2 separate regions of the Mus musculus genome follow, and region 2 is linked to region 1. Evidence: chromatin loops called from intact Hi-C (ENCODE). Cell type or tissue: heart. All regions are shown on one strand.

The links. Hi-C counts contacts between places; a loop is a spot of excess contacts. Peaks named below come from ENCODE experiments on the same cell type or tissue, not always from the same donor. Only the 100,000 strongest peaks of a DNase experiment are listed, where the experiment ranks them.
Region 2: a loop joins it to region 1, with 4 times the contacts of the local background. A loop is called at or near these places in 7 of 42 quality-filtered maps.

Annotation. Positions count from the first base shown.
Region 1 is chr8:106,516,445-106,518,944 of GRCm38, reverse strand. All of the region lies in intron 2 of Cdh3 (cadherin 3), which reads right to left. Among named protein-coding and RNA genes, the nearest start is that of Cdh3, 6.8 kb to the right of the region's middle. In heart, no CTCF peak of the experiment used is centred here; no DNase peak of the experiment used is centred here; H3K27ac peaks cover 2,327 bases.
Region 2 is chr8:106,435,956-106,438,455 of GRCm38, reverse strand. It overlaps Gm51545 (a long non-coding RNA gene), which reads left to right. Exons shown (of 3, transcript XR_003947445.1): 3 at 1,721-2,500. Among named protein-coding and RNA genes, the nearest start is that of Zfp90, 22 kb to the right of the region's middle. In heart, no CTCF peak of the experiment used is centred here; no DNase peak of the experiment used is centred here.

The DNA of each region.
Region 1 (2,500 bases):
AGAAGTTAACTATTTCTAATCTTCCCCTAGCTTGTCTGGGGCCAGAGGACTTTGCTTTCCCTCAACCACATGGATTCCCACGTGGTTAGTACTGTATACTTAGGGAGGTTCAAGGCTGGATCTCACAACTTTCTAGTAGATGACACTGGGCAAGTCACAAAATTACTAATGTAGGTTTTCCAGCTAATGTACAAAATTACCAATGTAGGTAGTCTAGCTAAATGGGGCCCATTCCACCTGCCCTGGGGCTCTTGGAGGATTAAAGGGGCTTATCACATAAAGTAACAAGTGTGGTTCTGGAATGCAGTAAGCTCTCAAAAAAATGGACTCAGGGGCTGGCAAGCCGAGTCGGTGGATAAAGGTGCTTGCCACCAAGCCTGACTAACTGAGTTTGGTCCCTGGAAGCCACATGGCAGAAGGAGAGAAGTTAACTCTTGCAAGTTGCTCTCTGACCGCCACTCATGCATCTATGTACGCACACGAATACAAGACAAATAAATATTAATAATAATAATAAACATTATAAAAAATAAAATAAATGTCATTTCGGCTGATAGCTTTTGACCATTTTCCTGCCAGTTCCTCTGCCCAAATCAATGAAGTGAGAGGCAAGGCTCAACGCAAGACACATCTTTGGTGTGAGGAAAGCCAGGAAGCGGGCGGCAGCATGGGCGAGGTCAGCACCTTAGCTCAGGAGGACTTCCATGAGGCTAGGACCGTGCCCAAGCATCCGGCCTGCCTTTCCCTAACATCACCTTGCTATCATCGGGCTCAGACACTCCCAAACAGCTCTCCATTGCTCCCCTGCCTTAAATCCTATGGCCCAGCCATATAGGATGTAGTTAAAACCCTAGAACCCATGTTGTTCACCTGCAGGAACATCCCCTGCCATCTCTCGTGTCCAGCACCCTAGCTGTTTCTTGGCTTCTAGCTAAGACACCGTTTCCTATGGTATTCCCTTGTTAGCACCGTCTCACTTCCTACTCCACTTTTCTCTCACAGTGGCCTACGAAGCTCGGGACTTTCATACATTTGCTCACTCACATATCCCGGGCACCCAGATCAGTACCTGGCACATGCCAGTAATCACAGCACTAAAGAGGACAAAGAAAGAGAATCATTACTCTGAGGCTAGCCTGGACTACACAGTGAGAGCAGCCTAAAGTGGGGCGGGGGGCGGGGCATGGGGCATGTGTTGAACTGAGGACTAGCAATTGTACTTCCCTGGTGATTTTTATTTATTTAGGTTATGTGCATGTGAGTGTTACATCAAAGCACATACATTCAAGAGGCCAGGCGACAACTTACAGGGTCAATCCTCGCTTTCTACCATGTAGGTTCCAGGGACTGAACTCCGGTTTGGCAGTGTCTGTATCTGCTGAGCTCATCTGTCTTTTGAGACAAGGTCTTAGAGATCCATTAGTTGTCAACTACTGGGGTTACAGGAAGAGTAACGCACACCTCATTATGATTCAATCATAAAATTCTAATGTAGGTAAAGTAGTCTATGGTATCCGAAGCCAGAACAGTGGTTATCTTGAGAGAAGGGAGCTGTTGGGCAAGGGTCACCTAAGTTATTGGTAATGCCAGTGGTCTGTGTGCTGGTACCCAGGCATCTTAAGCTGGCGATGTATCAATAAGCTAGTTACTCTGGTACTTATCCCAGCACAGTTAACTCTTTTTTTAAAAAAATTATACTTATTTAGTTAATTATGGTGGGAGAGGAGGGAAAGGCATGTGACTTGGTGAGAGGTCAGAGGACAACCTGCAGGAATGGTTATCTCCTTCCACCATGTGGGTCCCAGGGATCAAATTCAGGTCACTGGGCTCGGTGACAAGGGCCTTAATATGCTGCCACCTTGCCAGCCCTCAACATTACGTTCTTCTTCAACATCAAGTCTCTGGACAGATGCCTCACTGATCTTGGCAGGGGAGGCCCTCTCCTATCCCACCATCCTCCAAATGTTCTAAAAACCACTTTAGCTTCTGGCTCTAGTTATTCACTGTCCACCCTAAGATGCCTTGCTACACAGCAGAGGTGAGGACACCCATTCTGAGTAACCTAGGAACAGAGTGTTATGAGAGGAGGTGACGAGAGGTTTGAGACCGGCTCCCCAGACACACTGGATGGTGATAGAGAGCAGAGTCTTCAGCAACCAGCCCTCCCCTCTGCTGAGGGAGGAAGGCAGCTGGCCAGGCTCCAAACCCCAGTTCCCTACCACTCATTCCTCTGAGGCAGATTTATGGGGCACTATAGACTCAATCCCCTTGGGCTATGGAGGCAGCCAACCAGGTTCTGCATCCTGGACTTACTGCAGAGTGCCCAAGTGACTCCATTTTACATGGAAGGGGAAGGTAACTAGCACCTGCTTTGCAAAGGATTAAAACAGAGCTCACACCAGACTGTAAGCTTCCCAAAGGCAGGGACTTTGTTTAGTTCACTGCAAGAATGAAGAAACTCCAAACTAAGGGTAGTTTTTATACCAAAAGCTGAGCTAAA
Region 2 (2,500 bases), 80 kb after region 1:
AAACAAAAAGTCCCAAATCCTATCATGTTCCCACTCATAACCTCATCTAAATCATCACCTCCCAAAGGCTGGCTGTTTCCAAAAAGTCACCGAATTTATTCCATCCCCGGTGGATACCTTTTGTAGGGATGCAAACATTCATTGCAGAAAGAACTCAAAGATATGACTCCCAGGAGACCCACCAGGAGAAATTTGTAAGCTGGCTACTTCAGGAAGAAACTGGACCTGACGTATGGTGCTAGGCCAGATTCGGGAACAGTCTCTCAATCTAGGGTACTGGGGCAGGAGTTAAGCACCACTAAGCATTATTAAGCACTACCAAATAGCATTAAAGACTGTTAGAATTGTTAGTTCTGTGTTGAGCTTTTGTTAAGTCTTTATTATAAACAATCTTTGAATGCTTTCTGGGAATGACTAAGCTGCCAAGAGCTGGCTCTTTGACAGGCCCTTCCCTCGTGCCAGGCAGCCTCGGTCAGCTGTTACCTAAGCAGCCCTTCCCTTGGTCCTTGGCTGGAATGCCCTTGTCACAGCCTGGTCGCTTTGGGGGATTTACTTTATTGATACTCTGAGGACTGTTCAGCTGTGGCCAAGGTCTTAACTACCCCCACAGCTGAACATGTGCTCCAGTCATGACTACTCTGGACAGGGAACCTCTGTGAGTTCAGTGCCAGCCTGGTCTACATAGTTTCTAAGCACTGGCTTAGAAAGCAGTGCTCTACAAAAGAGAGCAACTCCTGGTGTGTGTGTGTTGGTGCCAGGCATGGTTCTGTATCCTGGAATGAAGGAGATATACACAGGAAGGCCAAGAATTCAAGGTTAGCCTCCATTACATATAGATTTTGAGAACATCCTGGGCTACATAAGCTCTATCTACAGAAAAATCAACCAACCAATAATAAGATAAGTTTTGGTGACCTTGAAATTATCTTGGCTGTTCTTGAACTCTCATTCAGACAAGAGGAAAGAACTCCCACCCCAACCCCCACTTCCATTTCCCCATTTCCCACCTTCACCCCTGCCCAGCAGAAAGTCACCGATTGCTGTAGACCATTCCTTTTATTTGCATGAAGGGCTATGCTGTGATTGGCACAAATACAGTCCTTCATTTGCATGAAGGGCTATGCTGTGATTGGCACAAATACAGTCCTTCATTTGCATGAAGGGCTGCACCATAACTGGTACAGACATTCTTGCCCCCCCCCCCCACCTACTACTTGGTTATAGAACCAAAGTTTTCAGCTTACTTTTTTTTTTTAAAGATTAATTTATATGTAAATACACTGTAGCTGTCTTCAGACACTCCAGAAGAGGGAGTCAGATCTCATTATGGATGGTTGTGAGCCACCATGTGGTTGCTGGGATTTGAACTCCAGACCTTCGGAAGAGCAGTTGGGTGCTCTTACCCACTGAGCCATCTCACCAGCCCCTTCAGCTTACTTTTAAGGTGAGCTGGGAGACACCCTTTTTCGCTATTTTCCGGAGATATAACATTAAGAGTCAACAAATGGTATCTCCTGAATGGCCTTTTCTTTCTTTTCCCTTCCCTCCTTTCTTTCCTTTCTTACCTCCTTCCTTTTTGAGATAGTTTCTCTCTATGTAGCCCTGGCTAGTCTGGAAATTATGTAGACCAGATTGGCATTGAACTCACAGAGGTTCCCTCACCTCTGTCTCCTGAGTGCCGAGACTAAACTTCTTTGCTTACTTTTGATTTCTATCACAGGTACAGTGGGCTGAGCTGGTAGCGTGAGAAGACAAGCAAAGCAGCCGTGGCAGCAACAGCAATGGCAAGAGGGCATCCAGAGTTCCAGAGAGAGATGCAGAGACAGGCAAGATGATACAGGACCCTGGAAATAGAGGTTATCCAAGGCCAAAGATGAGGGATGCAGGCCCTGACCGCTGGAAGAGTTCCTGGAAGCTGCTAAGCCTTGAGAGTTGATGGTCCTTACACCCATAGCAGCATGCAAGATGTAAAGGGATATGGCTGAGGTTTGAGAGCTCCAACACTAGGTGATGTTCGCTGCTGCTGCTGCTGCTTCTGTTGTTGTTGTTGCTGCTGCTGCTTCTGAGTCTGAGGTTACACTGGCTGCTACTGAGAGCTGGTCTATTGACAAAGCCCAGAGACATTAAAGCCTCTAGGGTGAGTCCCTACAGCCATAGGTCTGTGGACCCTAAAGCTTGGAGCCATTAGCTTTTAGTTCTTGGGACATAAAGCTATACGGTTCTGAGTCTGTCAGCCAGCCCACAAGCTTTTGACACTCAAGGGACCGGGTCTACCAATACTAAAATAGTTACCTCCCTTTAACTATGATTTCTATTTGAGAAGACCAACGGGCCCTCCCGAGTCAGCTGACTAGTAACAGCAAGATGCCTCTTAGAAAAGAATTTATGACTGGTAAGGTGGCCTAGGGTGTAAAAGTGCTTGTCCCTACCCATAACAACCTGAGTTCATTCTCTAGGATACACATGGTAGTCAGAGACTAGCTACCCTCGCAGGTTATCT